Regions from separate parts of the Homo sapiens genome. Here regions 2, 3 and 4 are each linked to region 1. The links are chromatin contacts, found by Hi-C in ENCODE. All regions are on one chromosome and are shown on one strand. The core of a region is the stretch at or near the end of the contact, and the rest is flanking DNA. Distances in the headings are between cores, read along the strand shown. Region 1 holds the start of SCML1 (Scm polycomb group protein like 1). Region 2 holds the start of MOSPD2 (motile sperm domain containing 2). Region 3 holds the start of RPS6KA3 (ribosomal protein S6 kinase A3). Region 4 holds the start of CA5BP1-CA5B (CA5BP1-CA5B readthrough).

Region 1 (2,682 bases), core at 62-2,561:
GGCAGACGCCTGTAATCCCAGCTACTCTGGAGGCTGAGGCAGGAGAATCGCTTGAACCCAGGAGGCAGAGGTTGCAGTGAGCCGAGATCACACCGCTACACTCCAGCCTGGGCAACAAGAGCAAAACTCCGTCTCAAACAAAAACAAAAACAAAAAAAAAACATATACTATATCTATAATGGGCTTTAATCTAGCTTCGTATTTGAGAGGAAAAATGATACATTTCCAACGTCCAGTATACTTTCTTTGTAGCTCCTCTCTGGGCCAAGAAAAGATGTATAGCTTTACTTTGAAATATCTGCCTGCTTTGCTTCTGATAATTACTCAGACTGTGTCTCCTTCCCAAGATGAGCAGCCTCGATATAAGTATGTAAGACTATATGCCACTAGATGATGTCACATAGCCTTTATTACAATAGCAAAATTCTATGCCAGGTACTGTTCTAAGTGCTTTGCATACATTAACTCATGTAGTCCCCATATTATACCCATTTTACAGATGGGGAAACCGAAGCACAAAGCGGTTACTTGGCTTGCCTAAGGCCATAGGAGGACTGTGTTGGAGCTGGGGGTCCAATCCAGTAAATCTGCCTTCAAGGTCTGCGTTAGTTCCCCAGTCCAACTTGTGGGTGCTGGAGACTGGAAATATCTTGCCCGCCCCCCACCCTGGCCCCCCTCGCCCTTCCTACCAGACCTGGCTCAGGGCAACTGCTAAGGCCCCGCCCCTCTCCTCATTCCAAGTCAATCACTGGCGTGCGTCCAGGAAACCCAGTTTACGACGACGTCTCTGGTGCGTCACAGAGCGCGGGGGAGGGGCGGGATCACATTAAAAAAAAAAAAAAGCTTCGGACACCCCAACAACGAAGGGGGGACACCACGTCCCTAACTACAACGCCACTAGAAGGGTTGCGCATGCGCGCCAGCCTCCTGCGCAGCCGCAGAAACCACTCAGCGCGCGAGTCTCTGAAAGGCCTAACGTCCATTTTCAATCCTGCGGGTCTTGCGAAGGAAAACCTGAGGTAAGAGGCCCCGCCCCACAGCCATCTCCTCAGCAAATTCCCGCCCTCGGCCCCGCCCCACAGCTATCTCCTCAGCAAATTCCCGCCCTCGGCCCCGCCCCACAGCCATCTCCTTAGCAAATTCCCGCCCTCACCCAAGGACTGGGAGAGCACCCGCGGATTGGCCGATCAACGGTGACGCCTGTCAGTGGCCAGACTCCGATTGGTCAGCGGGTAGTCCCGCCCCCCCCCCCCCCCCCCCCCCCCCCAACCGCGAGTGTGGGAATTCGGCGTCGCGGGAGCTCTCTGATCCACTCAGGGGTCAGGGCATCACTGGTCTCGCGTGCGCGTGACCAGGCCCGGTTTCCGGTGCCAGGACCTTTCCGAAGCGTCGAGTGGCCTAACGGTCACAGCTGTCGCCCATCGGAGAGGCAGGACTACTGCGAGCAGTTTTACCGCGACCTCCGGAGGCCGGCGTGACAGGCTCTGTCACTAAAATAGGTCTGTCCAGTCGTACTTTTTCCTCACCTTGAACTTTCCGTCACGGGAATACACGATTTGGCTTAGGGGCCGGGGCTCTCCTGAGGAGAGAGGGTTTGCTTTGCGGGGAAGAGCGAGTCTTGACTTCGCAGCCTCCAATTTCAGCCGCGGTGTGGAGGGGGGTGCTTTGGGTGGTCCCCACAGCCTTTCCGGAGTGCCCGCGCGTGTAAGCTTTTGAGATTTGACAATTTGTGAAGTGCTTGGTGCTGACTTTCGGGGACGACAGGATCCTTTTACAGTCATTCTCCTGTCAGGGGAGGCAGGTGGGGAGCGAGGAAGGATCCAGATTTCGTTAACAGAGCTTTGAGTTTAAAGAATTGACAAACTCCCGAGTTGATTTCCTGTCAGACCTTTTGCGGTTGAGACATAGAGTCTGAGGCTTTGATGGTAACCGCGTTTGATTTAGAGACAGACTGTGCAGCTTCGCTGTTTTATTGTAAATACGTAAATGAGGAGGAAGAGAAAAACGTAGGGTGTTGGGAGCAGAGGCGGGAGGCGGGAGATCCTGCGAAATCGGAGTCCCTTTGGAGTGGGGGAGGCCGTCGAGGCGTGCGAGGGCCCGGCCCCCTTGCCGCGTGGTCGTTAACAGGAAAGGCCCTGATTTGGTTGGTGGCGGATCGCGTCCCTCCCTCCTCTCCCCGGCTCTCCCCGAGTGCGGCAAACTGGCTTCAGGTTGACTAAAAGATAGCGATTTTCCAAGCAGCTTTGCCGCGCGGTGTTTTCTAAAGCGGGGCGTGGGCTGGGTGCCCTTTTGGGCCTCACTTGTCCGGCCTGCGGCAAGTGCTGGGCGATGGGATGCGGTTCTGGCGGCAAAGGAAGGGCTGCCTTTGAGAGTCCCGCAGGAAGGTTTAGAAAGTGATTGTTCTTAAAACAAACAGAGCGTTTTGCTGTGTGTTCCTCAAAGTGGTCCCGGTGGGAGTGGCGCCTCATTGTGAGCTGTGCCTTATCTGATGAATTAATGGCAGGTGAAAGCCTTGCGCCTCCGGAGCGAATATTTACGACTTTTGAAAATGTCTTTAATGTCTAAAAAAAGTCTTTTAGAAAATCAGACGGCCTCTTGTTCTTATGTTATCAAGAGTTTAGATTTCTGTGGTAAATATAAGTGAGTTTCATTTTAAGTAAACTCATTTTACGAGATTTGAGA
Region 2 (2,682 bases), core at 93-2,592, 2.9 Mb before region 1:
TGAATGCTGTTGATTCTGGACAAGGAAGTGTCCAGGATAGGTGAGTAGAGGTAGAAGGAGACTTTAGTTATATCTGAAATATCTTTTAAGGATGTAGTCAAACAACGTTTAAACAATGTGTTCATTTTTTCCCATAAAAAATGTAAATATATTTAAAAGTCTAGGACAAAAGATGCTAACATGCCATTCTGTCATGGATGACTACGGTTGATGGAAATATGGGGGACTATTCTTACAACTTGTTTGTAGTTTTCAGTATCTTTCAACTTTAAAAAAGGCAATATTGTATGCGCAACTATTTTCTTTCAATTGTTTTTAACTGACGAATAAAATTTGTTCCAGTCCCTTTAAATCTAAATCTTTCTCAACCTTGACACTATTGACATTTTGGGCTGGATAACTGTTGTGAATTTTCATGTACACTGGAGGATGTTTGGCAGCTTCCCTGGTCTCTATCCACTAGTAGCCAGTGAGCATCTCTTTTGCCCCCGGCCCCTAGCAGTGGTGACTAAAAATGTCTCCAGAGGTTGCCAAAGGTCCCCTGGGTGGTAAAACCGCCCCCCCCACACACACCCCCCCACCCCCCCGGCTGAACACAACTACCTTAATAAGCCGAAACACGCTTTTTTTAACTTTATATAATTATTTGAGATTAAAGATTTCAGAGATATTTTGCTCATTAAGCATCTCACACTCCAAGTTGGAAGGATACTGAAGGGATGAAAAAAACTTCAAGCGAATGTAGCACTTAAAATCCAATTATCATTGCAAGGAATGACAGACCCAGGTCTCGGGATGCCCGCTTCCTTCCCTCTCTCCCGCAATGCGGGGACAAGGGGAGGAAATCCAGCCCCATCGCCCCCTCTGCGAAGTCCTGGGAAGGGAAGACTCGCCAGCCCCATCCTACCTCAACGCAGCGGCAACATACCGGAGGCCCCACGTCGATACGGTATCCATCTGCTCCAAACCTCCCGCCAGCGCGCTGCATCCTGGGAGGCCGGGCGGAGGCTGCGTCGAACGCAGAGGAGGCGGAGCCTAGAAGCCAGCCAGGAGAGGTGGCCAAGGGAGGCTGAGGAGGCGGGGCCCTGGGGAGTGTTGTGAAAGCAGAGAGCCCGCGAGCTCTCTAGGGCGGAGCTCCGCGGGGGAAGCGCCGGCGATCTCGCGGCTGGCGGGGGCGGGACCGCAGTGCGGGGGATGTCGCGGGGCGAGGCCAGACGAGAATCGAATGGGACCTAGGCTGAGGGCCTGGTCCCGCCTCCAGACCCAGGCGTCCGCATTGGATTGGGCGGTGCGGCGGCGCTTCTGTCCGCCTTCCGGTGTCACGCGACCGCCTCCCCCTCCCACCCTTCTCTGTCTACCTCTGGGCGGGACTGCCGGGTGATGAGATACTCGGTCGGCGACGGTAGAACGGGCGACGGCGACAACCGCAATCACATCCACGACGGTGATCATGGCAGAGGTGAGGAGCCTATTGCACCGCCGCTGGCCCCCCGGACCCGGAAGCCGCCTCTGAGGCCCGGGGACCGAGCGCCCGTGTGCAGGTGGGCTGGGTTGAGGGTAAGCGGGTTGATGCAAGTAGTATCTAAGGTCCCATCGTGTCTCCCATCCAGAATCACGCCCAGAATAAAGCCAAGCTCATCTCTGAGACCCGGAGGAGGTTCGAAGCTGAGTATGTGACAGGTGGGTACTCTGTTCCAGGTATTAAGAAAGGTGTGCAGTGAGCATCCCCAACTTTGCTGGAGTGTTTGTGAGTGTATTTGTGGGAGGTGTTAGGGACCCTTTCGACCCTCACAGGAATGATGCTGGGCACGTCTCAAAGGTTTTCCTCTCCATGACAAGCCGTGTGCACTGCTTCAAATGGTCAAGTGGTGTGTCCCATGCTCCCTTTAAAGGGTTAATGTAAGTTGGAAATCGGTTAAGTTTTTAGCATGCCCTCGTGTTTATGGAACTTGCAGGATACTTGTTAGGCCCACAACACGGGTGACATTGTCCAGTCCACGGTTCCACTGCTGGCCTTTCACCAGCAACACTAGCGAAAATGTACCTGGAAACTGCCATAATACTATTGATGTGTACTTAATTGGGTATACAAATTCCTTGGATATTTTGTTTGATTTGGCTTTCATACAACCCAGCATGCTACCCACAAAATAGGCCCTCCAATGCTGGAACAAGTTCTTATCCCAAACTGTATCTTGCAAAGTACCTATGAGTCCAGAATTGATTTATTGGTTGAACATTCTGTGTCCAGATGTCACAGATACTTGAGTTGTCAGGTACTTAACTGAATATTTAATGCTTGTACAGTAATTTTGTAAAACATACGGAATAACTTATTGTAAATATGGAATTAAATAAGGATTTATATGTTGCCTACCTTAAGATTGATTGTAATCCTAACCCTGCCACTACATAGCTTACTTGTCTATTCTGAGCCCGTTTTCATATCTGTGAAGTGCAAATAATAAAGTTAGTAGGATTAAATTTTTTAAAAAAACATAAACCATCTAGCATGTCTTAAAATATAGTGGATTCTCAGTGAATATTTTGCCTCAGTTGTCATTTTGGTTACTGTGAAAGGAGTTAAGCTTCTACATCTTGACTAGTACTCAGCAGAGGTTCCCTGCAACTTTAAACCATCCTAGATTATACATCAGTTGATGACATAGAACAAATATGGAA
Region 3 (2,682 bases), core at 79-2,578, 2.5 Mb after region 1:
AGAAGGAAGAATCACAGACGCGCCACCATCAGGAATTGATTTTCCACTCCGGAGAGGAGCGGTGATACCTTGGAACGGGTCTTGTCTGGATTATTTTCGCAGACCCCGAGTTGTTCTGGGATAGGGGCGGTTCAGGAAAGCTCGGTGTAGTGATGCGCCCGGGGAAATTCTGTTTTGCCCTGTTTGGGTATATTGTTTGGGTTTTGGGCACTAGGATGGGTGACTCAGGGACGGTCACCAGATCCCGGGCGAGGAAAACCAGAAAGCCTTTTACGGCGGCCGCTGATCTCCTTGAATATCACCCTCTCACCTCCATGGACAGGAAACTCAAGTTAAACTCACAGGGACGGGGGTCTAGCTCTGCGACCTCAGAAACGGAGGGGGTAGGGGACCTTAGGCTTCCGCTTTCTTCTTTGCAGCAGCAGAAACCGCTGCGGCAGACGAGGGGGAGGCAAAACCCTGCACCCCCTACCCGAAACCCCCACAGGTCGCCGCCGCCCGTGCCCCGCGCGCCGGTCTCCCCGCAGCAGCCCCTCCCTCGGCTGGACTCGAGAGTCCCTGCTCCCCGGTGAACCCGATCCCTACCCCTCCCTCATCTCCCAAAGTCGCCAAGGTCCGGGAAAGCCCCCGACCCGGCTGGGCCAAACTTCCCAACTCCCCGCCGGCCCCCGCTCCGCCTCCCGCTTCCCCCACGCAAAGTTGATTAAAATTGGCTTCTTGCAAAGCCCCAGCGCCCACTCCAAACCCCACGCGCCACCACACTGGCAGCCCCCCGAGCGAGGGAAGGAGGTGAGGGTGAGGATGGAAGGAACAGACAGACCGGCCAATAGACCCACCCCAACAACCCAAACCAAAACCCTGAGCCCGGGGGAAAGACGCGAGCGGGATCAGAACGGGCCGAGTGGCCAGCTCCGGGGAGCGAAGCGAGCCGGCGGGGGCGCGAGGAGGAGATGCGCCGGCCCCGGCCGCCCTGCTGCACTCACCTCAGCGCTGTCGGACGGGCTCTCCACAGCCATCTTCTGCCACGGGTCCGCCAGCTGCGCCAGCGGCATCTTCCCCCCCGGCCCGCCGCCTTCACCGCCTCCTCCCTCCCCGCCCGCCCCACGGCCGGCCCCGCTCCGTCGCCGCCCGAGCCCCACGGCAGCGGCGGCGGCGGCGGCGGCGGCGGCAGCGGCAGCGGCAGCGGCAGCAGCAGCAGCAGCGGCGGCGGCCCCAGAGAGGGCTCGACGCCGACGCCGACCGCCCGAAAGCCGCGCGCCTGGCCAGAGACGCCCGCGCGCTGAGCGAGAGCCTCGCGCCTCCGCTGGGCACCGGGTCTCGCCCCTTTCTTCCTCTCCTCCTTCCGCCGCCGGGACTACGGCTCCGCCCCCCCCGCCGGTTCCCGCGCCCGCTCCCAGCAGAACAGCGACCGCCGCGCGCTCCCCCACTTCCGCTCACAACATGGCGCCTAAGCGATACCTGTCTCTCAAAGCGAGGCTCGGCCGCCGCCACCACCGCCGCGCGCACCCAGGGGCTGGGCTAGTGGAAGACACGCCCCCGGCCGCTGCGCTCCGCTCCTCCCTCTTCCCACCCCCCTCCTTCTGCGCCCCAACCTCAGCTTCTGGGCCTCGCCTACTTTCAGGAAGGGCGAGCCCAACAGATCTGGGGGCGTCGGCGGGAGGCGGGGGAAAGAAATGGGAAAGGCAGGAGGGGCGAAGGCTGGGAGCCTTTCACCGCCAAGGGTCCAAGGAGGTCGGAGGCTCCTTGGGAATGAGGGAGAACAGTGGTCCCCGCCCAGCTGGGGAGGGAGGTGGGCAAAGTACCGGGGGCGCAGTCCCGAGCCAAGGACCCGGGGAGGGGTGCGGAGTGTCTTTTCGGCTTGTCTCCTCCGGGGGTGCGTGCGTGCGGACGCGCCTAGTCTCTGGGCGCATCCCGTAATGGCCCAAGACCCTCCCTCTTCAGGGTCACATGCTGGGAAATCACCTGCCCCCCATCTCCCCCGACGGAGGCAAGGGAGGCTTCGTGCCTAGGAGCCTCCTGGGGGCTCGGCTCCCGGTTTGATTCAAGTCTTTTCAAGTTGACGCTCTTTTGTTAAATTGTGGCTATTTGGGATTAATTCCTCTTGTATTAGTCGCTTCCCCCGCACCGCCCCCAGCCCAAATTCTCCTCCCCAAGTGCGCAGAGCTCTCGGCCTTCAGCTGCGACCCTGGAACCGCTGCCCCCCGCCCCACGTCTGCTACCTAAATCTTCAAGAGGGGAAAACAGGGAGGTTCCTTAAGGCTGTCCCTCTCGGTAGAGGTTGGAGAATTATTTAAAAATATCTTGTAGGCAGGAGCGCGGGGTTCCTGCTCCTCTGTTGACTTTAAATAAGAGATTAGATTTAAAAATCAGGCTGGCCGTGGGCGGAGGAGGAGGAGGAGGGGGACAGAGGGAGGGGAGGGGTTCTGACTCCTCCTCCTGCCCAAGATGGGGAAGCCCTGGATTAAGGAAACCCAATGCCCCGACGGCGACGGAGCCCCACAGGACGGCGAGAGCTTTGGGGGGAAGGCCTGGGCGTCCGGGGTGCGTCCCAAGAGGACTCGACCCTGTGTTCACTGCGCCAGGAGCCGCTGCGCGCTAAGTGCGCCCGGGCAGAAATGTGTAAAAGTCGCAGGGCTGAGTGGAAAGCTACTGCAGCCCCTGGCTAGTCGCCCAGCGAGGGGA
Region 4 (2,682 bases), core at 63-2,562, 2.1 Mb before region 1:
TGGAAAGTGTCCATCCTCTAAGAATGTCCGTTCAGAAATTTCTGGACAGAAAAGCTGGTAATAACCTCCTCACTTTTTTCCTGTGAACCCAGAATTGCGAATGGAGGGAGTAAAAAAGCGTAATCTTGGAGCAGGGGGCTGCAAACAGAGGTCTGAATGTGGTGGTGTCTAGACAGGACCTAGAGAGCATTAGGGCACCAAGTGCCTAGGAAAAGTCATCAGGAGGACACATCAGGAAGTAGAGGAGTGTGCTTACTCCATGTATCTCCCTAGCATTTAAAGTCCGCTGACTTTAAATGGGCTGGAAGGAACACGGTTCCAGTTTATCTCCATATCGGGTTAAAGGACATGAAACCTAGCTAGAAGGAACATTGCTCCACCACTGGCCCATCAGTTCTGTTTCCTACTCGGTTTTTGCTTAACGAGTTGTGGTGTTTAGAGTTGGGAGATACATGGAGAAAGTCACTTTTTAGGAGAGGATCAGAGATCCGCAGGCTCATTTCACTCTATAAATGCCGCGGACATCTGGTTCCAGGACCTGGACAGTCCTCTCTGGAGACTGGTGGGCCCCTCCAACACCTCCGTGGCTTCCCGGGATCAAGTATCGCACCTAAAAGGAGCGCAGAGAGCGTGCAACTGGCGGGAGAGGCGTGACCAGAGTGGAACCAAAAGTGGGTGGCCTGGGAACCTAACGCGTGACCAGAAGTGAAGGTAGGTAAGTGCGCATGCGCAGGATGCGAGTGGCCAATGAGGACCACAAGGTTGTAGCGTGTGGCCTGAGAGGACGGCCAGGACTGGCCAGAAAAGAGAGGTGTGGAATGCAGTAAGAAAAGTGACGCGGACCAGAGGGGTCTTGCCTGTTCCGAGAGAATGGAAGGGGTTAGCCACGGTGGGAACGGCCACGGCGGGAACGGCCCCGCCAGTGAGGAGCGCAGGCAGCAAGGCTTAGCGGAAGAGGCGTGACCCAGGCGTACCGCAGGGGCGTGGCCCGAACGAGCTGACTTTAGCCCTTACGTGAAAGGCGTGGCGTAGTCGCAAGGGTGTAAAAAAGAAATTCGAATTCGCGGGACGGTCGGCCTCAGGCGGAGTAGGGACGTGAGCCCAAGGGAGGGAGGTGGGGTAGGCAGACTAGTTGTGACTGGATGATCACTGGGCGAAGGGTGGAAAAGTGGCCACAGATGGAAAGGCGGGCTGCGGAGTAGTGACCGGCAAGGGAGGTGGCGCGAAAAGGGAAGTAGGGACATGACGTAGTTGGAACGCAGAGACGTGCCTCGAACGTGGGGGGCGCGGTCCTTACGTGTGGGCGTGCCTTGTTGCTCTGAGGGGCGTAACAAAGATGGTGGAGCAGGCGGAGGGCAGAGGCGTCGGCAAGTTAGCGTGCAGGCGCGTGGCAGCGACAGGAGATGTGTAGCCAGAGCGCAGAGCAGGTGTGGACTCCGGCGCTGGGGAAGCGTGGCCAGGGCGAGATTTCAGCCTGGGTCGGGGACAGAATGGGGACTGATAGGGGCGTAACCTGGAATGACGAAATGACGTTTGCTGCGTAGGGACGTGGCTAAACGTGAGGGGGCGTGGCCAAGATGGCCGCGTGCGGGATCCTCGGGTACCGGGAGCGAACGAGGAGGTTCTGGCTCAGGTAAGTCGTTCGGGTAAGGGCGGGCGGCAGTAAGGAGCGTGGGCAGCAGCAGGGCGTGGTCTGCTTGAGAGGGCAGGAACTGTGCCACTTGCCGCAAACATGACCGCGTGCCGCTATCGGCCCTGGAGCCAGAGAAGCTTTTGGTGCGGCGAGGTTGGCCGGGGCCCTGGCGGGGCTTCTCTGAGGAATGGGAGTGGGAGGCTGGCGGCGGGGAAATAGCCACTTCCCCACTCTAGCCCTCTTTCTCCGCTATGGGGATCACCAGACATCCTTTTAGGATTCTGTCTATTAAAAAGTAGAACAGCTTTCCCAGAGACATTGCGGGATGAGAGGAGTGTCCAGAAACCAAGGAGCAGCAAGCTGGGACTCCCTCGGGTCTGCATTGTTGATATTCCCACCTGACTATGCTAGGGGCTATGGACAGACACAGCCACCCCAGAGTAGATCAAAAGCACAGTTGTGTCCCTTGGACAAATCTGAGTTTTTCTGTTGTGCCTTGCCCCAGAGCCGGAGGAGAGGAACCTCCAAAATGCAGACATTCTTGGTGGCTGGGATTCTGTGTGATATTCAGCGTTAAATGCTGCTGCTCTGAGGCTGCTGGAAACGCGTTAGTATTAATATCTGTGTACTTCTCTCACATTTACTTTTGCTGGAAAAGCTTGGGAAATGACTTAACGAAGATGCGTAAACCTTAATTTGTTTATATGCTCCTTATTAGCCACTGAATACCACATTGCTTTCTGCTTCCCCTTCTTCTTTACTGATAATCTGACCATTTCCACTATGCACTTTGAAAGTCTTGCTGGAGTATGGAGAATAGTCAGAAATCTCTGGTAAGATGCTGCCCCGCGCATCTCTCAGAGGAGTCACTATTCATAGCCTGCATCAGAGTTCACAATGAACCAAAGTTCACCCCACCTCCCCTGTCTTCAGGGACTTAGTGAAAAGCTGCACTGTTCTTGAATATTTTGGAAATGAAAAACTTTCTGGGCTATTTTAAATCAGTACCTGGGCTGGAATTAACCGAAAGGCGAAACAGCAAGGGCACC

The links. Hi-C counts contacts between places; a loop is a spot of excess contacts on that map. Pooled maps may share reads with other maps.
Region 2: a loop to region 1 is called in a pooled map, with 15 times the contacts of the local background. The contact joins the promoter of MOSPD2 here to the promoter of SCML1 in region 1. A Hi-C loop is called at or near these places in 6 of 50 pooled maps.
Region 3: a loop to region 1 is called in a map of CD4-positive, alpha-beta memory T cell, with 8 times the contacts of the local background. The contact joins the promoter of RPS6KA3 here to the promoter of SCML1 in region 1. A Hi-C loop is called at or near these places in 1 of 168 maps with a recorded cell type or tissue (CD4-positive, alpha-beta memory T cell), 1 of 37 single-sample maps with no recorded cell type and 9 of 50 pooled maps.
Region 4: a loop to region 1 is called in a map of B cell, with 19 times the contacts of the local background. The contact joins the promoter of CA5BP1-CA5B here to the promoter of SCML1 in region 1. A Hi-C loop is called at or near these places in 1 of 168 maps with a recorded cell type or tissue (B cell), 1 of 37 single-sample maps with no recorded cell type and 7 of 50 pooled maps.

Annotation. Positions count from the first base shown.
Region 1 is chrX:17,736,182-17,738,863 of GRCh38, forward strand. SCML1 (Scm polycomb group protein like 1) reads left to right here and starts at 1,312. Exons shown (of 8, transcript NM_001037540.3): 1 at 1,312-1,499.
Region 2 is chrX:14,872,079-14,874,760 of GRCh38, forward strand. It overlaps MOSPD2 (motile sperm domain containing 2), which reads left to right and starts at 1,343. Exons shown (of 15, transcript NM_152581.4): 1 at 1,343-1,459; 2 at 1,611-1,680. The coding sequence starts at 1,451. It overlaps FANCB (FA complementation group B), which reads right to left and starts at 991. Exons shown (of 10, transcript NM_001018113.3): 1 at 908-991. RefSeq lists a silencer at 1,081-1,310.
Region 3 is chrX:20,265,581-20,268,262 of GRCh38, forward strand. RPS6KA3 (ribosomal protein S6 kinase A3) reads right to left here and starts at 1,329. Exons shown (of 22, transcript NM_004586.3): 1 at 984-1,329. The coding sequence starts at 1,052. RefSeq lists silencers at 790-1,049, 1,170-1,389, 1,811-2,105.
Region 4 is chrX:15,674,146-15,676,827 of GRCh38, forward strand. CA5BP1-CA5B (CA5BP1-CA5B readthrough) reads left to right here and starts at 1,313. Exons shown (of 12, transcript NR_160544.1): 1 at 1,313-1,633. It also overlaps a transcript of CLTRN not described here and the pseudogene CA5BP1. RefSeq lists enhancers at 242-745, 978-1,596, 1,269-1,388.